2 separate regions of the Mus musculus genome follow, and region 2 is linked to region 1. A link is a loop called in an ENCODE intact Hi-C map of the cell type or tissue named here. Cell type or tissue: left cerebral cortex. All regions are shown on one strand. Each heading gives the region's core, and the rest is flanking DNA. Links, peaks and the distances in the headings are about the cores only. Region 1 holds the start of Galntl6 (UDP-N-acetyl-alpha-D-galactosamine:polypeptide N-acetylgalactosaminyltransferase-like 6). Region 2 overlaps Galntl6 (UDP-N-acetyl-alpha-D-galactosamine:polypeptide N-acetylgalactosaminyltransferase-like 6).

Evidence for each region. Peaks named below come from ENCODE experiments on the same cell type or tissue, not always from the same donor. Only the 100,000 strongest peaks of a DNase experiment are listed, where the experiment ranks them.
Region 2: a loop joins it to region 1, with 5 times the contacts of the local background. A loop is called at or near these places in 2 of 42 quality-filtered maps.

Annotation. Positions count from the first base shown.
Region 1 is chr8:58,905,972-58,921,869 of GRCm38, reverse strand. It overlaps Galntl6 (UDP-N-acetyl-alpha-D-galactosamine:polypeptide N-acetylgalactosaminyltransferase-like 6), which reads left to right and starts at 10,243. Exons shown (of 12, transcript NM_175032.3): 1 at 10,243-10,533. The coding sequence starts at 10,396. It overlaps BC030500 (cDNA sequence BC030500), which reads right to left and starts at 10,115. Exons shown (of 3, transcript NM_173411.2): 1 at 10,068-10,115; 2 at 9,336-9,453; 3 at 7,572-9,010. The coding sequence starts at 9,361. The coding sequence ends at 8,665. In left cerebral cortex, for the core only: no CTCF peak of the experiment used is centred there; DNase peaks (open chromatin) are centred at 9,378, 9,693 and 10,223; H3K4me3 peaks cover 2,500 bases; H3K27ac peaks cover 1,003 bases.
Region 2 is chr8:58,558,621-58,574,518 of GRCm38, reverse strand. All of the region lies in intron 1 of Galntl6 (UDP-N-acetyl-alpha-D-galactosamine:polypeptide N-acetylgalactosaminyltransferase-like 6), which reads left to right. Among named protein-coding and RNA genes, the nearest start is that of Gm15881, 130 kb to the left of the region's middle. In left cerebral cortex, for the core only: a CTCF peak has its summit at 8,252 (motif pointing left); a DNase peak (open chromatin) is centred at 8,246.

The DNA of each region.
Region 1 (15,898 bases), core at 8,847-11,346:
TACATTGATTGATTGTCTAATTGAACCACTTCCTTCATGGAGTCCCTGCCTAGCATTGGTTTTCTACAAGTGGTTTCCATTGCTCAGGCTTTGTGTATATTTCTCTAATTTTAATAATTTTCCTCTGTATTTCTAAAAGCTTAATACTTTTACTGATATATCTATCACTTAAGGACACTCAGATCATCTGCATAATGTATGACCTATTTTACTTTATTGGAAAGACCTCTTACTGTTGAATGTTAGAATTTTCCAAACATCAGTATACTGTTATATGTCAATCATAAATCAAACTTCTATATCTAAAAATCAAGCTTCAAATTTTCTGGGAAGCTGGTGGCCTTAATATCAAATAATATGAAGGGCTGTGTTGTAATAGTTGATGATGACAGATACATTGGCTTCATTATTGTACAATCTGATCATTTGACTTTGGAATTACTTGTGTTCAATTCCCAATGGAAATAAACATACAGAGAGTGTCTACTAATATCCCTGAATATTGTGACTATCCAATTTAGATAAATCCCATCTCATGGGAGGAAGCTCTTACCTGATTGTCACTCGCTAACATCATAGGACAAAGTTTTTGTATTATGCCCACTTGCTTGATGGCTAATCAAGCAATCTCGTCACCAAGAACAGCTTTGCATCAGTAATTATTTTCAAGAAAGGGTTATTTTCTCTTTCAAATGATGACCTGTTGTAGTAGTTAAGAAGCTGTGTTGTGATTTTCCTAGTGGATGATGTCATTATTTTCCATCTGTCTGTGCTGCATCATCAACTCCCTAAACCACTGTGTAGATAAGCAGTGTTTGTCTTTGCTATGTGCTCCATTCAGATCTGGTATTTTGCTCTATCAGTCAAGCATGGTTGGCCAGTACTATGCAATTGTAAATGAATCTCCAAGAACAGAAATAGCATAACATAGCATTAGTAGGAAATACGATGCATAAAATGTGCTCTTTCTCTTACAGATATGATAAATGTGTGTTCATTTCTAGAGCCTCTATTCGATAATGTATTGAAGAAACTAGCTGTTTGCTTATTCATATAAATTAGCATCAGGTAATTGTCACAATTGGTACAGGGTAAGGCAACTTATAAATCACTCAGCACGAAAGGGTTAACACAGCCCTGAAGAAATGAGGCAAATGTATTCTCAACTGCTTCCTTGTAGAAAGTGGACCTTTTGATTGTACCTCTTCCTGTTTGTACCAAAGGAGATGGAAAAGTACAATGACTAGAATAATAACCACATGCTGTGTGCCTTAGATATAGTTACCTCATTTTGCTATGTTCATAAAAGTGAAGCATCCTCAACTGATTTTCTCCAAACCCAAGATGCTGAGAAAGGTATCAACAACATACTTAAATTTCTGCTTATTATGAAGGATTCAGATGTTAAGATCAGAATTATACATACTAATTACTCATATGTTTTATGTATTAGCTGATTAAAATTTCAAATTTTTTTAACCTAATGATGTTTGAGTACCATACCTTTAATATGAGAATATTTATTAAAATTAGTTGTGATACAAAGACTCTGAAAGTATTCACTTAATTAAAGTAAAATAAGTTTACTCATACGTCTAAATCTTAATATCAAGCAGTAATTAGTAGCACAACAAATGAAAATAATCACAATATATTTTAGTGAAATATTAGTGATAATAATATATTATACAATGACATAATTATTACTAATAACAGCACTGTATTAATTACTTAGTGTACCAAAAGGATTTCTTGTATTACAATTTAAATGTAGCCCTAGACAAATGTTACCAATAAAGGTGATTTAGGAGAATTCCTTTTTTGAAGGGTATATTGCCTTTAATTAAATTATCATTTAAATTTGTAAGCTAAAACATGGTATGCTATTAGCTTATGAATAAACCCCAATATCTGCATATTAATTTTGATGCTATTTGCTATGTGAATAAGTCTTGCCATTTTAAAAAACATTTTTGTTTAAATTATTTAGTTTTGGCCACCACAGTAACACATAAAATAGGGAGAATTTCACTCTTCCCTCCCCATGTTTACAAAAGTCTTATCACTATAGAATTTTCAACTTAACTGAGTTGGCTTGGTTGTCTATAATTTCTTACGTAGTAAAGATGAAAAGGAGAAAAATAAATTCATAAATACCATATAAAAATAAAATTTATTGTTCACTGTAAAGTAGAAAATAACTCAAAATTCTTGTGAACAAATGATATATAGAATCCTTTAATGTTTTTTGATCATTGCTTTTAGAGATAAATACAGTATGCTTATATTACACAAAATTAAATGCATTCCGTGCTTCAGTCATTAAGTGTTTAACACAATTACACTAATTAAAACTTTATCAGATTTTTCTGTAGAGGTCATCTTTTTTAGAATCTAAAAAGCTACTTGTTCTTAAGGCTGCTGACACTTTAGTTCTTAATAGTTTAAGCAAATTTTGCAATAGTTACATAGAGTGAAGATTTCTCCAATCTCAGCGGTTTTGTCAACTTCATTTTATGAAGAGTGGCCTCCTGCCCTCTTCCTTTGATTCTACCATTTTTTTCTCAACTCAAATGAATTATTTGTTTCAAGGTCTTCTGATGCTTTCTCCTCATTTCTACAATCTTGGTTTGATACAGTTGCTAATTCTCTTTTACAACTGCTCATCTTCTTTATATTTTCATTCTCTTATGGACTGAGGTGGTCTATAATGTTCTCTACATTTATATATCTTTGTGACAGCCTATACATGCTTTTCTGATAAATTGCAAATGCTTATAAATCTTTTGACTCTTATCTGTGAAAACTCAACAGCTCTGTAAACAAATATTGTATCTCCTCTTAAAACCTGAACCTCCTAAGCTTTTAGTAGTGCCAAACAGTGCTGAAAATGTTTCTATCGGGAGCTTGAAATACCTTTGAGCCACTTGCTGTAGCAAATATTCATTCTTTAAAACCACCGAGTTCACTTTGATAGTGAGAATGTGTGGGTATATTCTCTCTTCAGCCTCATTACTGTTGGTGTTATAGAAGACATCATCGCCTATGGTTTACTGATGGTAATCATTCCTTTTTCTTTACTCTTCTATAATTTTATAGCTCAGCTATCAGCTTTATCATGGTTAAATACAGGTTAGACGATATTACCAACTATTCATATCTTCTGTATGTTTTCTAATCTTATTTAGATTAGAAGATAAAGCATGTATGTTAAGACCATCTGATCTAGGCCTCTATTCCTGCCAGTATCCCTCCCTTGTATGTTTTGATATATGTTTGGTAAATGGTAATTATATTGGCTTAACAAACAAGTCATAAATCATACACATAAATATAGGCAGGTAGCCATAATTATGGATTTCCTATCTGTTAGCTCAACTTCTCCAATAGAAGATAACTTTCAAATGCTATGATTTGGGAATATATACAGAATTTTCTACTAGTGATTATTCTCTAAATGGTAAACTTAATGTTTCCTATGATGTTTACATTATATTAAATCATCTAAAGATTATTTTAAATAATATGTGAAGATATAAATTTGATAGTATTTTATATATGAGTTGATTATCCATAATTATTGATATGGGCATGTAGTTCTAAACTAGTCACCAATACAATGACCATATTTTAGAAGCCTGTTGGTTTATATTTTTTCCCCTAATGCTGAAAAAAAACTATTTGTAGTAAAATTTGATAATATGAATTAAAATGAAATAAAAACGAAGATCTTTCCTAGGTATAAACTGTTTACGTCAAGTAGAAACAGGCATATCTTTCCCCTTAGCATTTGTTGCTTTTTAATTGTTAGCACATATAATTGAATGCAACTTCATCAAGGTGCTGACACCTTTTTATCCTGTGTATGAGTGTGTGTGTGTGTGTGTGTGTGTGTGTGTGTGTTCTTTAGAGCAATCAAAATTTAATGATAGAAGGTGATTCTTTAATCACATTTTTTTCCTAATGTAGTGGTAAATGCTGTATTTTCTGAAAAATATTTACAAAATTTTCTTATAATTTATTCATGTAAAATGAAATATATAATGATATAATTAATTTTTATTTATTTAAATAATTGGTAAATGGGCATTTTTCTTTTTAATTTCTGGATCATTTTTAAATTGATTTTTATATTAAAACTGTATTACTTGTACTTATCTTTATGTGTTTGGGTTAATGAAAAATAGTGAAATACATAGGAGAGCCTGAAAAATCCAGGAAAGGGCATTGGATCCCAGTGAGCTGGAGTTATAAGATAAATATTTAAGTCACTGAGTCTTTGATTCAGTAAGTGGTCATGAATCCTAAACCATCTCTCCAATCCCTAGAATCACTATTTTGTTTTAATTCAAATTAGCTCTTTTAAAATCACATACCTGATGATGTTTCCCCTCTACCAACTCCTTCCAGATCCTTTTGACCTTCCTACTCACCTAAAGCCACACCCTTGTCTGTTCTCTCATTAGCAAACAAGTAAACATTTCATTTGATCTGAAAAGAAACCAGAGTATACCTTTAATCCCAACAGAGGCAGGCAGATCTCTGGTTCTGAGGCCACCCTGGTTTACTGAGCAAGTTCCAGGACACGCAGGGCTCCACAGAAAAACCTGTCTCAAAAAAAAAAAATGCATCTAAAAAGAACAACAACAAAAAACAACAAAAAACAAAACAAAACAAAAAACCAAGATTTTTGAAATAAAAAGAACAAAGCAAACAATTGAATAGGATTAAACAAAACAAAACAAAACAAAGCAAAACAAAACAAAACAAAACCAACCAACCATCTTCACCATCCTCTTGCTTAGCTATTTACTAACTGGATTAAGCCTTCAGATAAACTCCCATTACTACAGCTTTGGCACCTATCATTTTTAAGGGCAGTTTTGCATTATGAAGGAATCCTTTTACTGAATACACATTTTTTTTTTCTTTACCTGCCTAGCAAAGGAATCTGGGTTGGTGCTCTGACCATTGGGGAAGTCAGACTGTGATGATCCATAGTCTAGTTGACTATTTATGAGACATCGGGAGGGTTTGAGTATTCCTCCATGACAATTTGTGCTTGGGATACTCTTTTGGGATCCTGCCTACCATGTAATAAGCAGCTCAAGTCATACACTATTACCAAGTGGAAGAGAAGTCGAAGAATGTGATTGTATAACGAACACACACCCACAACACAACTCACAGACCACAGGAATTTCAAGAAGAAGGAAGACCAAAGTGTGGATGATTCAGTCCTACTTAGAAGTTGGAACAAAATAATGACAGGAGGCAGAGCAAGGGAGGGACTAGGGTGAGAGAAGGAAAGGGAGGAAAAAGGGGGACAGGATCAGGTGTGGAAGGAGACATGAGAGAGGCACAGAGAGTCATGGAATTGATCGGAAGTATGCAGCAATGGAGGATAGGGAACACGGGGTAGCCACTAGAAAGTCCCAGATGCCAGGAAACCAAGAGGTTCCCAGGACCCAATGGCAATAACATTAGCTTGAATACCCAACAAAGGGGAGAGAGAGCCTGTAGAGACCCTATCCAGAGTTTAGGCAAGCCTCCTCCCGCCCCCCAGTTGAGGGATGGGGCCATTAACCCATCTTAAAAATATTACCACAGAATTATTCCTGCCTCAAGGAAATGCAAATTGGAGCAGAGACTGAAGGAAAGGCCATACAGCCACTACTCACCTAGGGACCCATTCCATCTGCAGACACCAAACCCTGACACTTTTTGCTGATGCCAAGAAGTGCTTGCTGACAGGAGCCTGGCATGACTGTCTTCTAAAAGGCTCTGCCAGAGCCTGACCAATACAGACTCGGATGCTTGCAGCCAACCCTCAGATTGAGCACAGGGACTTCAATGGAGGAGTTAGAGATAACTGAAGGAGCTGAAGGGGTTTGCAACCCCATAGGAAGAACAACAGTATCAAACAACCGCATCCCCCAGAGCTTTCAGGGAGTAAACCACCAACTAATGAGTATAAATGGAGGGACCCATAGCTCCAGCTTCTTATATAGCAGAGGATGGCCTTATGTGGCATCAATGGGAGGAGAGGCCCTTGGTCCAATCGAAGTTTGATGCCCCAGGGTAGAGGAATGCTATGGAGGTGAAGCAGGAGTGGGCAGGTAGATAGGGAAGCATCCTCATAGAAGCAGGAGGGAGGGGATATGGGTTAGGGGGCTTATTGAGGGGAAACTAGGAAGGGGGATAACATTCGAAATGTAAATAAATAAAATAACCCCTCTCCCCCCCCAAAAAAGATTGCCCCTCTCAGATAATTCTGGCAAGTAGCATCCTCTACCTGCTGCTAACCATCTTCAAGCAGGTTACTCTAAACATGGTTTTATGAAGCAGAAGTAACCAGTTCAGAGCAGGGAAAACAAAATCAGGAAAACAAAATAATTACTTTTAAGCCATAAACAGTTCTTTTTAGAGAGATGTGAGGAACAAACCTGTTTACTTCATCCAAATGGCTAAACAGCCTGGTTCCTTCTATTTTCCCATTGTTACTCAAGGTCAAACTGCCTTCTTCCACGTGTTCCTGGAGTTATTGGCCTGTTGCTAAGTACATAAGGATGTGATTACGTGAAGCTGTTATATGACTCACAAGAGAAGAAACCACAGGGAACTGACCAGCTATAAGGCAAATGTTTCTTAAAGCTGTAAGAAGTAGTACTAATATTTATTTTAAACAAGCCTCTTCATGTCTACAGAGTCATTTTATATATCTGTTTTAATCAATACAAGTAACAATAATTTAGGAAAATTTGAAAGATTAACCTAAAATCTTTATTTTTAGTGCTTTTCTTGCCCCTTATTTTTGAGGATTGACATAACTTTGTTACCGAGTCACAGAATTATAAATGAGTAAGAACATCCTAAGAAAACAGAAAAAATTATATAAATAATGTTTACTAAGTGGGATTTGTGAAAGTGATGGTCTGGAAACCTAATGTAAACTCAGGTGAACACAATAAGACTATCATCGAGGAGAATGGAGCGATGACTTAGCAGTTATGACCACTTCCTTGATCATGCAGGTTCAATTCCCAGCATCCACATGGTAGTTAACAACTATCCAAAATTCCAGTTGTGGGGGATCTGATACCATCTTATGACCTCTGCAGGCATTTGGTTCAATGACATACTATTTGCACACACACCCCACCCCCCCATACACATGAAAATGTTACAAAACATATTTGTATTTATGTATGTATGTGTGTGCATATATATATGTATATATATATACACATATATATGTATATATATATATATATATATATATATATATATATTGCAACGTATATATGTTATATACCATTTTAAAATATACATTAAAAGAAATGTTCTTCTAGTGTCTACCTTGTATTTTGCGAGTGCTTGGCCAGGAGACAAATAATGAGACATACTCACTGTTGACAATTTTAATCTGTGACTGAATAGTATATGGAGGTTCTTCTACCAACATTTAAATGGTGACATGTCACCCAATTCCACATCCCGGGACTGGCAGACAATTCTGTGTATTGCTATATCAGATTTAGGAGTCTTGATAAGGAATAAAAGACGAGATATTGCTTAAAATGATATTTTTATTATTTAATTGCAAAGCACTTTTACTTCCCTTCAGGTCATTTATCAGTAACTTGTGTCCAAAAATGAAAAAAAAATCCAATAAAGTTAAATAGTTCTCCTAACAGTTTTTCGTGACAGTTAATTTATTCCAAAACAACTCTCCCTTAGTACATGGCTTCCAGGCCTTCAAATTCTGTTATAGAACTCCTTTAACTCAGAGCAGGATTTGAAAATTACGCAGAACCAATAAGAGTGTATATGTGTGTGGTTTGGAAGCAGTGATTAAAACCCTCTTCCCTCTGCACCTTCAAATTACACTTGTGTAAAATGTAAAGCAAACTATTTTTACGTACAGAAAGCACACATTCAAAATATGTATTTAGTGTGTTTCGAAACTTTTCTGAGATGGCAAGTCATCCACAGAGAACAAGTGCTTACAACATAAAGCTTTATTTGTGTAGCAGTACAGCCAACCTCTATTGTTCCAGTCCCTTTTGTTTTAAATGAATAACCTGAACAGTTTAAAGGTTAACTCTCCAGGGTCAAATCTGGGTCTTGAGAGGCTTGAGTCCCTGTGGATAGAGAAGACTAGGGGAAGAGAAAAAAAAAAAAAAAGGCGGGGGATGGGGGAGGGAAATTAGAGAGAGGGGGAAAGGGGAAAAAGTGGATGAAGGAGAAAACCATCTGGAGTGAGGTCTCTATATCTCAAGCATATGGGCATCACTCTCTAGACTGTAACAAGGAGGCGACCACAGTGTTTTGGGAGGCTCTGGATAGCCTGATGCTGCGCAGCATGGCATGGCCATCCATCACCTTACTTAAGTTCACACCAGGAGTTAGGCGCTCTGGATCCTGAGCCAGGCAGGCACAAAGGTTCCTTAGAGAGGCCACAGGTTCTCCTGTGTGTGTTGACTCCGTTTTCTACGGGGAGGGAAGGGTCCCATCTGCTGGAGACTTATCTCAGTTCTAAGGTTTCTGGATAACCAGGGAGGGGTGTGTGAGCTAAGCGAGGAACCAGAAGACCTCTCAGCTATCAGCAGTGGGAGGTGCAGGCATGGTAGGGCGGAGAAGCATCAGTTAGTGAAGCCAAATCTAAACCTGGGCCCCAGGTGCTGGCCGACTCCCGCTGAGCTGCCTCTGTTCTCCACAGTGTTGTCTGGAAGCTGCGGCTAACAACGCTGTCCACGCGGCGTGGGAATCCTCTTTCTCCTTCCACGCTACGTACCTGGCTTGAGCTGTAGGTTCTGGGGAAACCCTCCTCTCAGGGACCAGTCCAGACTGGGTTGCCTCTGCTCGCTGTCGCTGCCGCGCCTTCCTCGCTGCGATCCCATCAGGACCATGGAGGAATTCTTCCATTGCCCTCCCGCTCAGGGCGACTTGTACTCCGGAATTTCTGGCCTGGCGCCTTTCGGGTGAGCTCAGAGACGAACCAGTCTCCCTGCCGGTTCGAGATTACCCGAGAAGAGAGGATCCGATTGTCCCGGAGCTGCAAATCGATTTCTCTGTCCCCGCCTTCATCCTCCTCTCCTTCCCCCTAGCCTCTGGGTTTGTTTATGTAGCATCTGGCAGCCGCGAGGCAGTGGCCACTACCTTCCGGCCGTGACTCGCCCTCCCCTCCCGGCTTCTAGGCTCCCGCACGTGGTAGACACCAGTATCATCGCCAGCAGGCAGGAGACAGCCAGCGGGAGGCGGACCCCTGGGTGCCAGCTCCACGCGCGTTCTCGCCGTCCTCACTCATCCTCCGCGCGCCCTCTCCCACTTGCCTGTAAAGCCCGGTCACACTTGACATTCGCCGCCTGCCATCCGTCCCTTGCCGTGAAGTGGAGATCAGAAATACTGCCCTGGGGGTGCTGGTGATGCTTCGCTGGGTTCGTTCAGTTGCTGGAAAAGAATGGTAACATGAACAGTGGAGCGTGAGAGCGTCAGCAGAGGAAGGGGGCGAGATTGATGGGTAGAGAGCACACTTCTCTGAGGCTCTCATTCCCAGGACTGCACTTGGAGGAAGGGACGTCTTTGCGCCTGCACTTCCTGGCTGGACTCCGCTGACATCTGTAGCCTCCTTCCAGCCAGGTTCCCAGGTCGCCTAGATGCTGCCTGCAGAGGAGTGTTCTGACGGCGCATGAAGATCCAGGAGTTTGTGAACCCCTATCCAAACATAGTTCTGACCTGGTTATGGTGTCCCTGGATCTTGCCTGACAAGCTGGCTTCCAAGGGAGTTGAACTTGAGTTCAGGTGGGTTATCCCAAAGCAAGCAAATAAAAAGCTGTTCGGGGAAGATAAGGAAGGTGTTGTGCCAATGTCAAAAGCGGACACTTTTCTTCCAGACACTTGACTGGACCAAGCCACTCCCTCCCATTCAGTTCTCGCTTTTCATCTCCGACTCTACATCCCGGACCTCCCACACTAAGGGCGGGGGATGGTGGGCAAACAGCGACAGACAAACACCTCCTATTTACTGATAGATCTAGCATGCTCTCGACTTCCTCATAACTTACCATTATTCTATGAAACGATCGTATTTACTCCACTGCTTTATATTAATGGAGGTCAATAGATTTAACGATTTCCTCAGTTGACTCGTTTATTTCTAAGCCAATAGATAATGCCGTCGTCATAGTTTTCTGGGGGAAAGTAACTGTGCGTTTGTTCTGCAGATGGCCAACTCCCTCTGAACCCTGCAGATTGGTGCTGAGCACACAACAAAAGTTTTTTGCTTCCCCTCAGTTTCTGGTGCTTCCCAGGAAAGAGGAAAGGACTTTGGCATTAAACTCAAGAAGTAGTCTGGGAGACATCTCTAACTTTTCTCCATTGTTATCCTTTGCAATGAAGAGGAAACAGAAGAGGTTTCTGCAAATGACTTTGTTATTCACCGTGGCTTTAATTTTCCTGCCCAACATTGGTCTCTGGTCTTTGTACAAGGATAAACACCTGGTGAAATCTGCAGAACCCGCGGAGCATCAGGTAAGTACCAGTCAGGGCAAGGGGGCCAGGAGAATGGGTTAGATATGCACTGTTTGGGGGCATATAGAGAAAAAGTATAAGGAGTTTCTCCCAAGTCCTCATAGGACTGAATACAGGGACTTTGTGGACTTTGGGCTTTGAGCAGGTCCTGGTTTGCAGCTCATGACACGGTGAATGGTGAATGGAACATAAAATGAGAAAGAATCCAAGGTCAAGAAGAGAAGGTATATACTCTTCCAATTGGTCAGTGATTAATTTTTTGACTTGAAGGGGGCAGGGTGGAAAGGAGTCAGAAGTGCTTTGGTACAAGTTCAATTACAGGGATTGGTTTCTGCCTTCTGTCTTGTGTGCGTGTCTGTATTAAGTGCATCTGGCCAACTAAGTTATTCAGATTTTAAAGTGGTTTTCCAAAATCAATCATTTGCATATATATGTATATATATGAAAAGATTCTTATCCTGTGGAAACTTAAACTTTGTCTTTTGTTTCCTCTGTTCCTAATGTGGTCTGGTAGGTTAATTGCTAGAGACAATTATTAAGAATCTATATTCAATCCCCCACCTCCAACATTTGATAACTTTGTTGCTAAAAGCCTTCCCTCATGTGCTAAACAGGCTGTGTGATATTTTGCCTTCCTTCTACTTAGCATGTAACTATTAGTATGCTTATGTTTGCAGTAAGAGTTAATCCTGTGTCTAGGTAACTCTCATAGAGAGTAAGAATACCAACTATCCTTCACAAAATGCTGATGGAAATCAGTAGTGCTGTTTTTCTGCTGATTAGCAAATACAGCATGTATTTTTTTAAAGAAGAAAAACTTTGAACAAGGGATTACAGCCTACTTCATGAAAACACTATACTTCTCTATTCAGTGTCAAGGATTGCTTTATAATATTAATATGCTTAATTTCATGGGTCATCACCTGTGTATTCTATGTACTTTTCTCACATAGAAGGGACTAAGTAATCCACTTTTAGACAGCAGCAATGTGAATTGATAGCAATTGAATATTTTTACCTATACTTAACAGAGTTTAAGTTTGCATTTATGCAGTGAAAGTTGTGAATTATATGGAAGACATCTGATTTTTTTTTCATTACAAGAACTCATCATCAGTATCTGAACTATAAATAAACTAAATGCTCTGGATTTTTAGTGGATTGGAATTTTGAAAGACAATGCTGGTATACTTTCATTGAGTTGATCTTGACCATACTTCCAAGCTGAAATTTAGCTTCAGACTTAAGTATGATGGGCTTTGTCATTCTAAAATATTCAGAGGAGATACCAGCTTTGTATGTGAACTTGGAACCACATATTGATCACATATTTTTCCAATCTTTTATTCAAAGAATAACGTTAATAGTAGTAATCAGTATATTGCTATTAAAATTTCAATCAAATTAGGAAAATAAAAGAAAATATTTTATGTTATTATTTACTATTTTGTAATACAATCTGAAATTTTTTCTGGGATCGTTAACATGAACTGTTAATTGATTAATCTAATTAATGAGATTGTAACAATTTAAATTGTTGGCTATTGATTTTGAGGCTTAATGAGAAAGTTGTTTGTCAATTAGCATAGGAAGTTACTTTTAAACTGTGACTAATTCCAATCTCCAGAAAAGTTTCTCTGATTTTGACTCTTGTGACATGAAACTAATCTTTAGTTTTAAGTAATAAAATGTCGGAGCTGGAAGGTTTGAGTGGCAGAAAAGCAGTTACTTACTTGTTCTTTCTGAAAGATTCTTACAGCATAGTAAAACCATGTGGATACTAGTGATGGAAATAGTACAAATTGAAATTCAAGGGAAAAGTTTTGAAAAGAAAACTTATGGAAGAAAAGACACTGATAAGATTTTGATGAATATTCTTACATAATGTAATGATTCAAGCCAAATAGCAATTTCACAGTTTTCAATTTTTTACAGATTAAAAAGTCATTGATGGGAAAATTTTATGTCATTATGTAATTTTTGATGAGTAAAAGTTAAACTATTAGTAAATGTGACTGAATAAACTGCAACTTGTGATTATACACACACACACACACACACACACACACACACACATATGTGTGTGTGTGTGTGTGTGTGTGTGTGTGTGTGTGTGTAATGATGTGATATTACGGTGCACTAGCTTGCTAATGTTTAAACATTAGTGGTTTATATACTATAGGCTATACAACAGGATTTCAATGTGGCATGTGATATGTTATTTAAATTCAGCAATTCATTTTCAAAAGCCTTTTCTTTCCAGAAATCATGGGTTACTATGTTTATCTTAATGCTGCAAAATGCCGAGGATGGGAATGATATCCAACTGCAAGCACTGGCAGCAATAAGGACCGTGGCAGTTATTCAGAACATGTCACATGCTGACACAAGCCGGTCTATTTTCACAGCTGTGTGTGTGCAACAACCAGTGGTTCTTGTTCAGGACAGTCGAAAACTGCACAGGTTAAAGTAAAACAACTCTTACAGTAAGTGGCAGGACCTAGCTCAAGTTAAGAGAGTTCTAAACCATCAAAACATGAGAACCTTCCCCAAATGACCACTTTCATTTTTCTTTTTCCTTTATCTTTTTTTTTTGGTGCTATATTTCAACACATGTAGTCTTTCTAACTAGTATCTAATTTAAATTGTATTTATTTTGCAATGCAAGATGAATTTAAGGAGGGTAATGTATAGGGCACAGGAGAAAACTACTTTCATACTTTTGAACGTAATGTTTAATTATTTTGAAGTTATACTGTATTATTACAAATTGTTTACATTAACAGTAGTTTTATATTACATATACTATTTATAATAATTCTGCATGTTGCCAAAGAAATAACAAAGTACGTAAGAATTCCCAAGTTATTCTTCTGAATGCTTTTGTAGCTTTCCTCATTTCGTTATAAATCCAAAGTAGATTGATAAAATATTGTTAATACACTGCAAGCAGGTGGATATTATAAGGTTGAAGTTAAATATTTAAAATAATTCTTGCGATATTTTTTAAGATTTTAATTATTGATTTACATGCTATTACATTATTATGATTATATGATTTTTTTAAATTATTTACTCATTTGTTCTTCCCAAAAATTGTGTCTGTTACATTACTTAAACAGTATGTCTGTATAGTACAATAAATAATGGTTTATTGATTGTAAATATGGTTTTTAGATTCTAATGATAGGTATGTGATTAATTGTTGGGTGATAAATCTTAATTTTATTTTTCTTTTTAAATATGTGATATGTTACTGTTCTTAAGGTAAAATTGCATCAGTCTCTCTTACAACCTTGAGTCATAGGTGGAGTGAAAGGGTGATATATAGAATAATGAAACAACTTAGAGTTAACTACTACCCCTCATAATATTATACATATTTTCCATATTATTAACTCAAGTGAACATGGGAAGGCTACCCTAAACTTTTTCATTTCTTAAAATATTCAGCACATTAGCTACCTCAAAATAAGTCAAAAACAAGAGTTCCAAAAATTAATGCAAGACTGTTTACAACATGAAAAGATTTCCACATTTTGTAGTTATAAAAAATAAAAGATGCAAAATCCATACATTTTTTAAGCACTGATTTCTGAGAACTGTTCAGAATGTATAATTTCTAGAAATGCAGGCTTGTGATGATTTTCTAGCAGATAAGAAAACAATACAACAAAAATCCCCCAACTAGCCAGGCATGGTGGCACATGCCTTTAATCCCAGCACTTGGGAGGCAGAGGCAGGCAGATTTCTGAGTTTGAGGCCAGCCTGGTCTACAAAGTGAGTTCCAGGACAGCCAGGGCTTTACAGAGAAATCTTGTCTAGAAAAAAAAACAAAAAACAAAAAAAAACAAAAAAAACAAAAAAACAAAACCAACTAGGCTGTCTACGTCATTTGACCATGTGGGTTTCCTTATTTTTATTTAACTAAGTTTAGAATTTATATTCATATCAAAGCTTTGTCATGTTTCACATAGAATGATTTGTATGAAGTCCTAAGAGATTCCCATTGAGGATATGGAAGTTTGGTGAAACAGTCTTCTGTTTTCTATGTGACTATGTGACTCTGTCACATAGGACTATGCCTATCATAAGTCTTACTTCAGTTTCCTCCACAAAACATCCTCTCTTGAAAGAGATAGTTAAATATCTTCAACATGTCCCAGCGCATCCAATGTCAATCATTTCCTCATTTAGGGGTTAGTCTTCCTTTTGGTAGGGATCATTATTTTCTCCACCTGTGTATGTTTATTTTTATTTCTTTAATATAAATACAACAGATAATTTATAACCAGTACATGAAAAACTGTTTTATGCTTTCTTATGTTAATTACTAAAGCTGAACAAACAAAATGTTTGTTCCTTCCCATCAAACTTTTTAGAGATCAGAAATGCTATAGATCAGAATAATTAATAGTTTTCACTATGTACCAGGGTAGTCCACTATGAACATGGTACAGGCAGAATGATACATTCATTAGATCCAAGCTGTTTTTAATTAGCGGTAATGCAGATTTTAAATTCAAGTTTGTAAGGCGGTTACATTTTTAATTTATAGAAAGTTCATTCACAATCACTGTAGGATGGAAGCACGGATTCTACTGTGACACGTGTTTAATTATTCCCTGTGACACAGAGGATCAGTATGTGACGAATTCATCACAGTTCCCTATGGGAGATCATGTGAAGCACTGTGTGTTGCGGTTTTGATACCCATCTGATCCACCAAAGAAAGAAAGAAAGAAAGAAAGAGAGAGAGAGAGAGAGAGAGAGAGAGAGAGAGAGAGAGAGAGAGAGAGGAAGGAAGGAAGGAAGGAAGGAAGGAAGGAAGGAAGGAAGGAAAGAGAAAGAGAGAGAGAGAGGGAGGGAGGGAGGGAGGGAGGGAGGGAGGGAGGGAGGGAGGAAGGAAGGAAGGAAGGAAGGAAGGAAGGAAGGAAGGAAGGAAGGAAGGAAGGAAGGAAAAAATTAAAAAAGGAAGTTTCTTCTCTTCTCATTTCTAAGTTACACATGCTTATGCTGAATCAATTATTCTTTCTCAAATAAATTACTGTAATAGGAACTGAATCAAGCTCTAATGTACAGGGAAATATGAGAAAGGCAGAGGAACTTAAGATGTATGCAGAAGCACGTTGAGTAAATTGTTAGGAGTAGCCATGACAACAATTAAGAAATTATCTCTTCCCTCTTCTTATGTATTTTAAGCCAATGAAAACCATCAAGGGAACATCTAGACTCATCTCACAGCAGAAGCTAAGAATTAAAGTGAGAAAAAGAAATGCCCTCATATTTAAGCATTCGGGATGAAATATGGGTACATTTGTGATGCAATGTTCTTTTTCTTGCTTGGCTTACAGAATGGTCAAAG
Region 2 (15,898 bases), core at 7,272-9,771, 350 kb after region 1:
TCATTTTTCTAGACTGAACTCAAGTTAACATATTGTAAGTGCTCTCTGTGGTAATTGTTCACTTTCTCTAAGCTGGGTTCTAGAAGTCAGACCAAGCAAGACAAAGTTCCTTTTATAGGTCATTGTCTTCAACCACCCAGTATGGGATGTTTCTCCTATGCCTTGGTCACTCATGCCTCCTTTAAAGTTAAAAATTATTTTCAATTTGGGGAGATGGCTGAGTTAGTATGGTGCCTGGCTAGTCTTGTGAGCCAAAGGACCTAAGTTGGATCCATGAAACCCATATAAGACAATAGTTGGGCCTTTTGGCATATACTTTAAAACTTAAGTGCTGAGGAACTAGATCCTGACCAACCTAAATTATTCTGCAAATTCCAACCAAGAGAAAAATCCAGTCTCAAAACAACAACAACAAAACCATAGCTGAACCTGAGGAAGGGCATCAGGTATGCAACTTGTTCCTAAGCATCTGAACACTGCATACACATGTGCGCACACACACACACACACACACACACACACACACACACACACACACTTCAGTCACCATAAACCTGTAACAACTTTGTCTCTGATATATCCATCATCACCTTCACTCATAATAGACAGTGGTTCTCATAATATTGCCACCTGATTGCCAACATCCATACATGTGAGGATATAGAGAAAGAGGAACATTCCTCCATTGTTGGTGTGATTGCAAGCTGATACAACCACTCTGTAAATCAGTTTGTCAGTTCTTCAGAAAATTTGACATAGTACTACACAAGGACCTAGTTACACCACTATTGAACATGTATCCAGAAGTTGCTCCAACATGTCATAAGGACACATGCTCCACTATCTTCATAGCAACCTTATTTATAATAGCCAAAAGCTGGAAAGAACCCAAATGTCCATCAACAGGGGAATAGATACAGAAAATGTTGTACATTTACACAATGGAGTATTACTCAATTATTAAAAGCAATGAATTCATGAAATTCTTAGGCAAATGAATGGAACTAGAAAATATCATCCTGAGTGAGGTAACCCAATCACAAAAGAACACATATGCACTCACTGATAAGTGGATATTATCCCAGAAACTTGGAATACCCAAGATACAACTCACAGACAATATGGATGAAGCTGAAGAAGGAAGACCAAAGTCCTTCTTAGAAGTGACATCAAAATACCCATGAAAGGGGATACAGAGATGAGGTGTGGAGCAGAGTCTCAGGGTACAGGGAGTGTTTAGAGACTGTCCCACATGGGGATCCGTTCCATGTACAGTTACCAAACCAAAACACTATTGAAGATGTCACCAAGTGCTTGCTGACAGGAGACTGATGTGGCTCTCTCCTGTGATGCTTTGCCAATGCCTGACAAATACAGAGATGGATGTTCATGGCTAGCCAGTGGAATGAGCATGGGTTCCCCAGTGGAGAAGCTAGTAAAAGGACCCAAGGAGCTAAGGTGGTTTGCAGCCCCATAGGAGGAACAGCAATATGGACCAACCAGTACCCCCAGAGCACCCAGGGACTGAACCTTCAACCAAAGAGTACACAAGGAGGGACTCATGGTTCCAGCAGCATAGGTAGCAGATGATGACCTTACTGAACATCAATGAGAGGAGAGGCCCTTGGTCCTGTGAAGGCTCGATGCCCCAGTGTAGGGGAACGCCAGGACAGGGAAGCAGGAGTGGGTGGGTTGGTGAGCAGGGGGAGGTAGATGGGATAGGGGATTTGCAGAGGGGAAACCAGGAAAGGGGAGAACATTTGAAATGTAAATAAAGAAAATATCTAATTAAAACAATGTAAAAAGAAAAAAAAAAGAGAAAAAGAAAAAGAAACAATAAATTGACTTTTGACCCTGAACACTTTTTATTTCTTTTGCATAGGCAGACATCTCAAAGTTAGTTTCATACTTAATATATATTTTATTTTTTTTTGATTTGATCTTAAATCTAATTAACTGATGTTTCTATATCTAGAAGAATTGGCAAGGTCATATGTGGTTTCTGTCACAAATGCAGATAAATTCTATTACAGGACATTCTTGGACCCACCAGAGGTCCAATAATGACAGGAAGTATTCTAATATAGTTTAAAACTGTAGGTCTTTTACTTGGGCAAACTCTCTTGTGGCTCATCTAACTTGACTTCCCAGCCTCTCCCTACAATGTGGCAAGCTTGTTACCTTGCTGGCCTAGGCAGAATAATCCTACTAGCACATAACAATTGTCAGTTCAGAGTAAATTGTTTAAAATATAGGGACACATGTTAATACTATTTAAGGACAGTCAGCTCAACAAAATTCATGATAGATAATTAATTTTTATCTCCAAGAATCATCAGTCACCAACCAACTCAATTACTGATTCTTCTGATAGAGCTCAATTTTCTTTTCCTCATTTGCTCCAACTTTATTGTAATGGAATGATAGAATTCCTTGAAAAATATTGTCTTCTCTTAATCCCCAGAGGTCCAGTGATCACATCCCACTCTTTATATAATGAACGAATGTGTGACTACCCAACCTAGAACAAGGCAAAAATCTTCTGCTTGATCAAGTCAATAGATAACATCGAGAGAGTATTCCTGAGAATTCTGCCTGTGAGGATCTTTTGACACAATTCACATTCATTTCAAAAAGCTTAAGTGTGCTCTGGCCACAGGTTTATTCTGAGAAGGGCCATAGGGCATTGCATACAAGTGTGCAGTATGGAACACAAGAATCCATGTTATTTCAAAGCCTCAGGAATTGTACTGAAAGTAGAATATATCCACTCAAGTTTTTAAAAATCATTACTCTGGAAAATATGCAGCAATTTCACAGAAGGGAAACACATGCACTTCTGATCTACAGATCTGATGAATTTTAGAAGCAACATGTAGTTCATTTTTTAACTTGGGTGCTGAGAGCCAAAACCAACCAAAGAATACTTTGATGACATTTGGATTATGCTGTTAATAGTAAACAGGCAATATTTTAAGGATATAAATTGATCTCTGGGTAAATGTTGGGATTGTTTCTAAACACAGCGGTGTGACCAACTCTTTTACCATATTTGATTATCCCTGTCTTACATCCAGGCCCAATTGCTGTTAATTATCTTGCACAACCCAAAAGATAGATGTTATGATTGTCTCTGCATTCATAGCTGCGCTTTATGTTTTGTGGATTAGCTCTGAGAGCTCATTTAAAGTCGGGCTTCCACTGTACTTTATTCCCAACTTTTGAGCACTAGTGTAAATACTATATTTTAATATTCTGAGTGTTTAGCTTATTTGCCTCTATACGTCTGAGTTCAGAAGTATCACTTGCTGGAGAATGTCCTTATATGTTCCTCCCCTATACTTATGTGTAACTTAAAACTTCAATTGCTATCCTTTCTGAGTGGTTTTCAATGCATATATTATTCACTCTGGAAATATTATTAGTCTGGCTGTTTACTGTTTTATGTTAGTTTTATATCCCTATCGGTCAGAAGTCAAAGAGAAAAGAAGAAAAAAGAGCTAGAGTCTTATTATCACGATCAAGTGTATGCTTCTAGTGAACAAAGGTTTCTCTTCTGGCATTTGTCAGACTGGGGTCTGTTTCCTGTTAGGAAATTTTCTAAACCAGCACGCCCATCTTGCCAATTCTAAGATGGAGGCACTACTATGGCTCCATTTGCCTCACAACAAAGACCAAATGTTCTGTGTACATAATTTACCTTTCAGAGTTTAAAAAAAGGTGCTGTTTAAATAATCTTGCAAGTGAAAGGAAACACTGTTATTTATTACGTTAAGGTTTCTACAGGAAAATCAAGGGAACATACACTCATTTGTTTCTAAGATGCTTTAAAATTCATAGCCTGCCTGCCTGCGTGTCCCCATACCAATTCCAAAACATACTTATGATAAAGTTTCTATTCCTATAGCATATAACCTGATTTAACAATGTTCTGAAATGAAAGCACTCGTTTTGGCTTATCATGTTGCACTTATCAGTTCACTAGCAGCCAGTCCTATTGCCTGTGAGTTTTTGGCAGAGCAGCACATGGTTTTCAGTGTGTGGAGAAGCAGTGTTTACCTCCTGGACAGAAGTCAAAGAGGAAAGAAGAATAAAGTACTAAAGTCTTCTGATCACCATCAAGGGCATGTGCTTCTCATTACCATAGACCTTTCTCTAGAGCCTATTGCTAAAGTCTCTACCACCTCCCAATAGCCTCAACTTCCTGCTCATGTTTCTAACACACTGGTATTTGTGCTGTTTACTCCCAGACTATCATACATGGCACCAATCCACTACACTCACCAGCCATCTTTCTTTTTTGTTGATAGTTCTCACATTGTTCTTATTGTAATCTGTAACCAACTCCTATCCATTTCTAAAGTCCATTAGTGGGGTTCACTCTGTTTCTTCCTCACGTTTTATCTTTTATTTCACTTATCAGAGTTTGTAACAGTAAATGTTTATTAAAATGTTTTTAATCCCTTACCACCTTTTACACCCTCTAATGGTAAATAGAATAAAATCCATTTTATCTTCAGTTACTAGAAGAATTAGCATAAGATAAACATTAGAATGGCATGGTTGAGTAAATAAACAAATCTCTGTATTTTTATTGCATTTATGTTTATTTCTAGTTTTGTTATCCTATGAGAGAAATAAAGTGTTGCTTTTACTTAGTTAATTTTAGAGAGATCAACAGACAGCATGTATGTTGGAAAAAAAAAAAACAGGAGTGTGGATCTTGTATCTTACCAACAAAATGATAGTTTTAATAAATTTTAGAGTCTCTTGCTAATTACCTCCCAAACCTATTTTTTCATACATTTGTGTTTCTATTTTAAATTATTCTTTCAGTGTGTTCACTGCATGATATTTAATTGTCAAAACCCATCTCTTGTGGGAATTTGTGAGTGTCTTGAAACAATAACAAATTTGCAGCTATCCAGTGACATACACAGCATAGTTTTGAATGAAACATCTGTTCAAAGTTTCATGCATAGAGAAATCTAAATGCCACAGTAGTTAATATGGATTTTCAACTTGGTTGGAACCAGAATCACCTAGGAAACCAGCAATTGACGTCTGTGAGGAGTTAGAGTAGTGCAATGTGGGTAGGAAAATTCACCCTCAAAAGACAGCATGAACTAGGAACTCAAAATAAATGAAAAGGACAAAAACAAACAACAAACCAAAATCATGGTTTTTTTTTTTTTTTTATTGCTTCCGGAATGTGTATGCAGTGCTTTAGTAGTAAATAATCTACCATGAGGGACTAAGCCCTAGACCCTGAAACTCTGAGCAGATGAAACCCAGTGCCCCTTAATTCACCTATGCCGGGGCTCTTTATCCCAAGAAGACAAATGATGCAAATACCAGGAAATGAGAAGAATGTTGTTATTGTCTTTATAAGATAGTAAATGGCTTCATAATTATTTTATTTTTTAATAGTAGGAGAATAGCAAAGCTTTCAAAAATGGTTGGCATATTTTGAAAGATTGTTACTTCTCTTTGAAATATTAGTAATAAGCAGTTAAATACTTTATCTGTGAGAACGTCAGATAATAGTAGATTTTAAGCTTCCAAAAGATCCTTAAAATTTCAAATATTGCATTTTATGTGTACACCTTTAATCTGAGCACTGACAAGGCAGGGGCAGACCAGTCTCTGAGTTTCAGGCCAGCTTTCTTTTTTTTAATAATCACAAATAAAGAAAAGATAAACAACTTTGCAGTTTTAGTACAGAGTAAAAACTATGTGAAATCATAATCACTAGCTATTTATATAAAGGTTTATATCTCCAAAACCATCAGTAATTTAGATGAAACTGACAATTCCACATAGTTGAGATGTAGCAGGGGCTTAATTGAATGTCTGTTTGAATTATATTCAATTATATTGATGTTTCCCTAATAGGTGTTGCAGTGAACATAAGAAAATGTCCTACAAACTTTAAATTTTTCCATGTTTTCAAAAGTCTTTTCTTTAATTATATTCAATTTAAAGTTAGATTTTTAAGACTGCTGCTCTTGACTGTACATTGATTTTTACTTGCATTAAGGAAATTCGATTAGCTTGAACCATTTTATATATATTGGTAAATCATGAATAGAGCTTTTTTGAGGTTTAAGACTAATTATTTCCATGAATGTAAATGTCAGTAATATGAAAAGCCAGTTGCATAATAGAACAAACAAACACAAGGTACCATACCAGAAAGTAGTTTAGAATTGCTACATAGTCCTTTATGTCCTTTGTTATCTAATGCCTTTTGAAGTTGTTCACTGGTGCAGAGAGTAGCACAGAGTTTGTTTTCTATGTACAAAGCAATACAATTTGAGTTTGCTTCATTTTATTTCAAGTACTGTATCTGAATAGACACATAAACATGGAAGTAAATGCTTGGCCACATCTATTTGTTTTCGTTTAGTTGGTCTCACATAGCAAGTTAGCAATTGTGCTTAATTCTTCTCTTTTAATTAGAGGAGAGGTAGTTCCAAAATAACAATAGAATGATTACAAAATGCAGTAGACTTTTCAAACACTTTTGTGATCAATAATCAGCTATATGTAATAATTCCAAGTGTTCCTGTGTCAAATGAGGTGGTTTCTATAAAAGTCTTAACATGTTATTAGATACCTAATGTATACATGTGATTAGATCAATAACTTTCCCTTACCTCAAAAAGCATGCATTTCTCATGCTGGTCCATGGTACACTTAGGAGAAACAGCCTGTGCCTGGCCTTTATTAATTTATTGCCTACTACAAAAATACATGGAAAAATGAATAAATAAAAATAAAAAGTCTGTGAAGTATTGAAACCTTGAGAGACAAAGTTATTTCCTAAAGGCTATTTTTATTGTAATATTTCTTGAGAAAAGTTTTTTGGAATAACAAATAACATCATTGTCCTTAAACACAGTGCAGGTGTGTTACATACAGAGCTGTTCTAAAGTTCTTTATAGTACCCTTCCTCAGCTCTCACTTAAATTAGAGTATACAATTTCTGTTATGGAATTTACCAACTAATTCAGGATAATGAAATGTGTAAGACAGAACAATTAAAGTAAAATAAAGCCATGGAATTCATTGCTCTGAGTGCACTGTCTATTTTCCAAAGGCAAAGTTAGAAGAAGCCAACTGTAGTCCTGATTTTGACTGTCACCCTTCCCCAAAGAAACAGAAAGCTATTTGTTTTCATTAGGTGCTAATTCATCCTTGCTTGAAGAAATGGATGAGGAAAACTTTCTATTACTATGATGAAATACTCTTATCCCCAAAGCAACACAGGGAAGAAAAGTTTTATTTGGTTAACAATTTCAGGTTGCAGTCCATCATTTCATTGACATTGAAGCAGGGATCCTATAGGTAGTCACATCAAACTCACAGTCAAGGATGTAATGACAGAATGCACATATTCTGCCTGCTCACAGAGATGCTCAGCTATCTCTCTTACAACACTCAGAGCCCAGACCATCAGAGTTCTGCCAGCCATATTCAGGGTATGTGCTGTGACCATGATCTCCAACAAAGACATAGCCACAGGCCAACCCAGTCAGTTCCTCAACTGAGGGTCTCAACCAGGTGATTCTAAGTTGTAGCAAGTTGATAATCAGAACAAATCATCATGCAGACTTTTGATTAGTATTTTAGTCTCCTTCCAAAATGAAGTCTGTAAATCGCCATGTGCAGAAATGCAGCTGAAACTATGAGGCAAAGAAAGAATTAGCAACATCCGGTAGATATGTCAATAATTCCCTTAAAGATGCCATAATTCTTAAGCATGACCAGAAATGTACTTTTCTGAGTTTCCGTATATTAGAATCAGATTACTTTAACACTGTAATTTGAAATTCAGGCAAATAATACTTTAATAGAGAAAGCTAGAAGACCTGAGTCTAAATGCCTTTGAATTCTACTTTTACTAGATAAGTAATCAAGCAATTAAATAAAATAATGGAAAATAAAGCATCTTAACATATTTAACGCTTCTTCAGTTTTCAAGTAATTTGATAATAAGACAATTGAAATATTACTGAATTATAATTTCCTACAGTATAGTACGTCTAAATATATGTGTATAATTTGAAGATGTGGCTACTGATATCAACGTAGATGCTTAGACATACATATGATTTACAAAGAGCTTAATGGATGAATAAACAAAGAGATTATTGCATAGGTTGGATAGCTATAAAACTGTTGTGGGGCATCATTCCCCAAGAGTTAAGGTGTGAAATCAGTGTGGTCTGTGGTTTCCATCTAGTGGCAGTTCCCATGAATTGCAAATGCTTAGTTACCAATATGCATTTGAAGGGGTTTTAAGGGCCAATTCAACCCATTTTCTTGGTACAATAAACATTACATAAGATAAGTAGTCAAAGACATAAACATGTGCATAATAAAACTTTTTTCATAAATCAATTACATCTAAACATTGGATTTGAAAATACTTTAATAGAAAAGGCAAAATGAACTGATATTTTTTTAAGGCAATTTGAGTTGAATTAGAAAAAAATAAGTTGGATTTAGTAACTAATAGAGAAGCTGTGTGGCAAAATGAGAAATGAAGATGCTGAAGATGAGAGATCAATATCAATTGCATAAATCATAGGCTATGCAAAAGTGTAATTAATGCATCTTCCTTTTTTTTTTTTTTGTCGATTAAATCTGTACTTTGAAATTTTCATACATGTGGCAAATACATTCTGATTGTGTTTTTCTAAGTGGACGAATAGTGGCTGGAGAGATATCTTAGCTTTTAAGAACCTATATTGCTCTTGAAGAGGACCCAAGTTCAATACCTAGCACCCACATCCTGCCCTGTCCACAGACCCATGAGTATACACAGACACTCCACCACATAATGGAGAAAATAGTAACATGGATTTTAATAAATAAGTAAAATGAAGACGTAAAGACATGTAATTATATATTAAGGTATGGTTTATATGTTTTAAAGAGACTAAAATTGAATAATTTGGAAGATATGAACACTTGTATTATTGAGAAATAAAAGAAAGGGGAGAATCAACTGTCATAAAAGATAAAAAACTTGCTTATAAATTTGATGGAAGTGGATGTTCACAGTCAGCTATTGGATGGAACACAGATCCCCCAATGGAGGAGCTAGAGAAAGTACCCAAGGAGCTAAAGGGGTCTGCAACCCTATAGGTGGAACAACAATATTAACTAACCAGTACCGCTGGAGGTCGTGTCTCTAGCTGCATATGTAGCAGAAGATGGCCTACTCAGCCATCAGTGGAAAGAGAGGCCCATTGGTCTTGCAAACTTTATATGCCTCAGTACAGGGGAATGCCAGGGGCAAGAAGTGGGAGTGGGTGGGTAGAGAAGTGTGGGGGGGAGGAGATGGGGGATATGGCAGTCTCTAGATGGTCCATCCTTTCATCTCAGCTACAAACTGTGTCTCTGTAACTCCTTCGATGGGTGTTTTGTTCCCATTTCTAAGAAGGGGCAAAGTGTCTGCACTTTGGTCTTCGTTCTTCTTGAGTTTCATGTGTTTAGCAAATTGTATCTTATATCTTGGGTATTCTAAGTTTCTGGGATAATATGCACTTATCAGTGAGTACATATTGTGTGAGTTCATTTGTGATTAGGTTACTTCACTCAGGATGATGTCCTCCAGGTACATCCATTTGCCTAGGAATTTCATAAATTCATTCTTTTTTGTTTGTTTGTTTGTTTGTTTTTATTTTTATTTTTTCCCTTTTTTTATTACATATTTTTCTCAATTACATTTCCAATGCTATCCCAAAAGTTCCCCACACCATCGCCGCCCCACTCCCCTACCCACCCATTCCCATTTTTTGGCCCTGGCATTCCCCTGTACTGGGGCATATAAAGTTTGCGTGTCCAATGGGCCTCTCTTTCCAGTGATGGCCGACTAGGCCATCTTTTGATACATATGCAGCAAGAGTCAAGAGCTCTGGGGTACTGGTTAGTTCATAATGTTGTTCCACCGATAGGGTTGCAGATCTCTTTAGCTCCTTGGATACTTTCTCTAGCTCCTCCATTGGGGACCCTGTGATCCACCCAATAGTTGACTGTGAGCATCCACTTCTGTGTTTGCTAGGCCCCGGCCTAGTCTCACAAGAGATGGCTATATCACGGTCCTTGCAACAAAGGCTTGCTAGTGTATGCAATGGTGTTATCGTTTGGAGGCTAATTATGGGATGGATCCCTGGATATGGCAGTCTCTAGATGGTCCATCCTTTTGTCTCAGCTCCAAACTTTGTCTCTGTAACTCCTTCCATGGGTGATTGTTTCCAATTCTAAGAAGGAGCAAAGTGTCCACACTTTGGTCTTCGTTCTTCTTCAGTTTCATGTGTTTTGCATATTGTACCTTATATCTTGCTATACTAAGTTTCTGGGCTAATATCCACTAATCAGTGAGTACATTTCATTTGAGTTCTTTTGTGATTGGTTTACCTCACTCAGGATGATGCCCTCCAGGTCCAACCATTTGCCTAGGAATTTCATAAATTCATTCCCTTTAATAGCTGAGTAGTACTCCATTGTGTAAGTGTACCACATTTTTTGTATCCATTCCTCTGTTGAGGGACATCTGGGTTCTTTCTGGCTTCTGGCTATTATAAATAAGGCTGCTATGAACATAGTGGAGCATGTGCCCTTCTTACTGGTTGGGACATCTTCTGGATATATGCCCAGGAGAGGGATTGCGAGATCCTCCGGTAGTACTATGTCCGAATTTCTGAGGAACCACCAGACTGATTTCCAGAGTGGTTGTACAAGCTTGCAATCCCACCAACAATGGAGAAGTGTTCCTCTTTCTCCACATCCTCGCCAGCATCTGCTGTCACCTGAATTTTTGATCTTAGCCATTCTGACTGGTGTGAGATGGAATCTCAGGGTTGTTTTGATTTGCATTTCCCTGATGATTAAGGATGTTGAACATTTTCTCAGGTGCTTCTCAGCCTTTCGGTATTCCTCAGGTGAGAATTCTTTGTTCAGCTCTGAGCCCCATCTTTTAAGGGGGTTATTTGATTTTACAGTGTTATACAGTGGTAAGAAAATGAAAGTAGATTTTATGTAGATGTATAGTAGGGTCAATTTGGTGGAACAGTCACAACCATTTGGTATTGCGGTTGACTTAAGAGATGTCAGAGATCAACCAGCCCCTGGTCTTTCAGCTAAACATTGGTGAGTCACATTATGAAGACTTCAGGTGCAGGAGAGTGTTCCATACTAACTAAAAAATGCATTCATATTGCTGTTCTCTAATACCTTCTTATATTCTTATATCCATTGCCACTGCCAAAATCTGACATGCATTGAAAGTTGATTGAGCAGTGTGTGCAAGCAAGTTTCTTTGCCCTCTCATGTTTGTTCTTTACTTAGAAGTCTGGTGTCAATGTTTCTTCTGTATCTTTGCTTTCCAATGCTCCTAACTAATGTTCTGATCTGGCTGTTTTTCAACATACTCCAGTGAATTTCCAACTTCCATCAATGCATTAAAACCATGACACATTTAAGAATGTAGTCTTTGTGTTCTGTCTGCTCAATGTAGGATTATATCTGATATCCTGTCATGTAAATAGAGATAGAGAGACATAGACAATATAGATATGGATTCAGATTAACCATAGGTTCTGATAAGGATAAATATATGTCCAACCTACAGTTTACAAAACATGTGTTCAATATAATGTGTATGTTCAGCCTATCATACACACACCTACACATACCACCTCATGTATACACTTAAAACACTCTGTGCAGTTTTTCTTCTTTGTTGGGCTGTTCTTGACCTTTGTTGATTATAACGTCTGTTTGCAATGCCAGAAAGCTGCACATACCTGGTAGATAAAAAAGAAAGATAAAAAAGACTTTTGGGGAGAGCATTAAAACAACCTTTAGTCTATAGCTGATACTCAAATGTACCTCGTTTTCTTACTCCCACAGAAATTGCTGTAATTGTTCAGGTTACAAACACTGAGTATCCAGAGATTTGAGAACATGGACAGAGGGTAGGAGATCAGAGAATATAAATGAAGCGAATGTGGGAGAGAAAAGACAGTTACAGATGTTCCTCAAATGCTCACAGTGTTCAATGGCATATCTCCTTATAATAAATGCTTGTAGATCTTTTTGATGAATGGCTGTGTATATTTTATTTATAACTGCCTTGGTAATTGGCACTGACACTGTTCTGATGCTGAGATGTGATAGCAAGAATTTAAAACAGAGTGACGTGACAGGTAATGACAGAAGGAGGCTACTTTGAAGTCCATCACAGAGGGGCATCTTTGAATAAGTGACGTTTCAAATGAAACTTGAATTATGAGAGGGGAAAAATAGTCATGGGAATGCTCAGGAAAGCGAATTTCAGGCAGAAGGAATAACACAGACTGAACATTTTGTAGATAAGAGCAAGGTGTGTTTGTGGAACACAAAGTGAGTCAGAGGAGGTGATATCAGTTGGTGAGTTTAAAATCATGCAAGTCAATGACACTGGTAATATTTGGTCATCTAGATCATGGTTAGGGTAACTTCCTAACATTTCACCATAAATATAATAATTCATATGCTAGTAGTCAGCATAATGTTCATGATGAGAATTATGTTCTGAACAGCTTTCTTTAGATCTTTATCCTCCTAACTGTAAAACAGTAAACACTTACGAGAAAGGTCATTGCAGGGAGAGAATCCTTCTTTTTTTATTAGGTATTTATTTCAGTTACGTTTCTATCCCAAAAGTCCCCCACACGCTCCCCCACCCACTCCCCCACCCTCCTACTCCCACTTCTTGGCCCTGGCGTTCCCCTGTACTGAGGCATATAAAGTTTGCACAAACAAAGGGCCTCTCTTTCCACGGATGGCTGACTAGGTCATCTTCTGATATATATGTAGCTAGAGACACAAGCTCCGGGGGGTACTGGTTAGTTAATGTTGTTGTTCCACCTATAGGGTTGCAGATTCCCCCAGCTCCTTGGTTACATTCTCTACCTCCTTCTTTGGGGGGCCCTGTGATCCATCCAATAGCTGACTATGAGCATCCACTTCTATGTTTGCTAGGCCCCAGCATACTCTCACAAAAGACAGCTATATCTGGGTCCTTTCAGCAAAATCTTGCTAGTGTATGCAATGGTGTCAGAGTTTGGAAGGTAATTATGGGATGGATCCCCGGATATGGCAATCTCTAGATGGTCGATACTTTCATCTCAGCTCCAAGCTTTGTCTCTGTAACTCCTTCCATGGGTGTTTTGTTCCCAAATCTAAGAAGGGGCAAAGTGACCACACTTTGGTCTTTGTTCTTGAGTTTCCTGTGTTTCACAAATTGTATCTTATATCTTGGGTATTCTAAGTTTCTGTGCTAATATCCACTTATCAGTGAGTACATATTGTGTGAGTTCTTTTGTGATTGGGTTACCTCACTCAAGATGATGCCCTCCAGGTCCATCTATTTGCCTAGGAATTTCATAAATTCATTCCTTTTAAAGCTGAGTAGTACTCCATTGTGTAAATGTACCACATTTTCTATATCCATTCCTCTGTTGGGGGGCATCTGGGTTCTTTCCAGCTTCTACTATTATAAATAAGGCTGATATGAACATAGTGGAGCATGTGTCATTACCGGTTGGAACATCTTCTGGATATATGCCCAGGACAGGTATTGCAGGATTCTCATGTAGTACTATGTCCAATTTTCTGAGGAACCACCAGACTGATTTCCAGAGTGGTTGTACAAGCTTGCAATCCCACCAACAATGGAGGAGTGTTGCTCTTTCTCCACATTCTTGCAAGCATCTGCTGTCACCTGAACTTTTGATCTTAGCCATTCTGACTGGTGTGAGGTGGAATCTCAGGGTTGTTTTGATTTGCATTTCCCTGATGATTAAGGATGTTGAACATTTTTTCAGGTGCTTCTCAGCCATTCTATATTCCTCAGGTGAGAATTCTTTGTTTAGCTCTGAGCCCCATTTTTAATGGGGTTATTTGATTTTCTGGTGTCCACCTTCTTGAGTTCTTTATATATATTGGATATTAGTCCTCTATCTGATTTAGAATAGGTAAAGATCCTTTCCCACTCTGTTGGTGGCCTTTTATCTTATTGATGGTGTCTTTTACCTTGCAGAAGCTTTGCAATTTTATGAGGTCCCATTTGTCTATTCTCAATAATACAGCACAAGCCATTGCTGTTCTATTCATGAACTTTTCCCCTGTACCCATGTCTTCCAGGCTTTTCCCTACTTTCTCCTCTATAAGTTTCAGTGTCTCTGGTTTTATGTAGAGTTCCTTAATCCACTTAGATTTGATCTTAGTAGAAGGAGATAGGAATGAATCAATTCACATTCTTTTACATGATAACTACCAGTTGTGCCAGAACCATTTGTTGAAGATGCTGTCTTTTTTCCACTGGATGATTTTTGCTCCCTTGTCAAATATCAAGTGACCATAAGTGTGTGGGTTCATTTCTGGGTCTTCAATTCTATTCCATTGGTCTATTTGTCTGTCGCTATACCAGTACCATTCAGTTTTTATCACAATTGCTCTGTAGTACAGCTTTAGGGCAGGCATGGTGATTCCACCAGAAGTTCTTTTATCTTTGATCAGAGTTTTTGCTATCCTAGTTTTCTTGTTACAACAGATGAATTTGCAGATTGCCCTTTCTAATTCATTGAAGAATTGAGTTAGAATTTTGATGGGGATTGCATTGAATCTGTAGATTGCTCTTGGCAGGGTAGCCATTTTTACTATATTGATCCTGCCAATCCATGAGCATGGGAGGTCTTTCATCTTCTGAGATCTTCTTTAATTTCTCTCTTCAGAGACTTGAAGTTCTCATCATACAGATCTTTCACTTCCTTAATTGGAGTCATGCCAAGGTATTTTATATTATTTGTGACTATTGAGAATGGTGTTTTTTCCCCCTAATTTCTTTCTAAGCCTGTTTATCCTTTGTGTACAGAAAGGTCATTGATTTGTTTGATTTAATTTTATATCCAGCTACTTCATTGAAGTTGTTTATAAGGTTTAGGTGTTCTCTGGTGGAGTTTTTAGGGTCACTTATATATACTATCATATCATCTGCAAAAAAGTGATATTTTGACTTCTTCCTTTCCAATTTGTATCCCCTTGTTCTCCTTTTGCTGTCGAATTATTCTGGCTAGGACTTCAAGTACAATGTTGAATAGGTAGGAAGAAAGTGGGCAGCCTTGTCTAGTCCTTGATTTTAGTAGGATTGCTTCCAGCTTCTCACCATTAACTTTGATATTGGCTACTGGTTTGCTGTAGATTGCTTTTATCATGTTTAGGTATGGGCCTTGAATTCCTGATTTTCCAAGACTTTTATCATGAATGGGTGGTGGATTTTGTCAAATGTTCTCTCCCCATCTAATAAGATGATCATGTTGTTTTTATCTTTGAGGTTTTTTTTATATATATAATGGATTACCTTGATAGATTTCTGTATATTGAACCATCTCTGCATCAGTGGGATGAAACCTACTTGGTCAGGATTGATGACTATTTAGATATGTTCTTGTATTCTGTTAGCGAGAACTTTATTGAGGATTTTTGCATCGATATTCATAAGGGAAATTGGTTTGAAGTTTTTTATCTTTGTTGGGTCTTGTTGTGGTTTAGGTATCAGAGTAATTGTGGCTTCATAGAATGAGTTTGGTAGAGTACCTTCTGCTTCTATTTTGTGGAATAGTTTGTGAAGAACTGGGATTAGATCTTCTTTGAAGGTCTGATAGAACTCTGCACTAAACCTATCTGGTCCTGGGCTTTTTTTGGTTGGGAGACTATTAATGACTGCTTATATTTCTTTAGGGGATATAGGAATGTTTAGATCATTAACCTGATCTTGATTTAACTTTAGTACCTGGTATCTGTCTAGAAACATGTCCATTTCATTCAGGTTCTCCAGTTT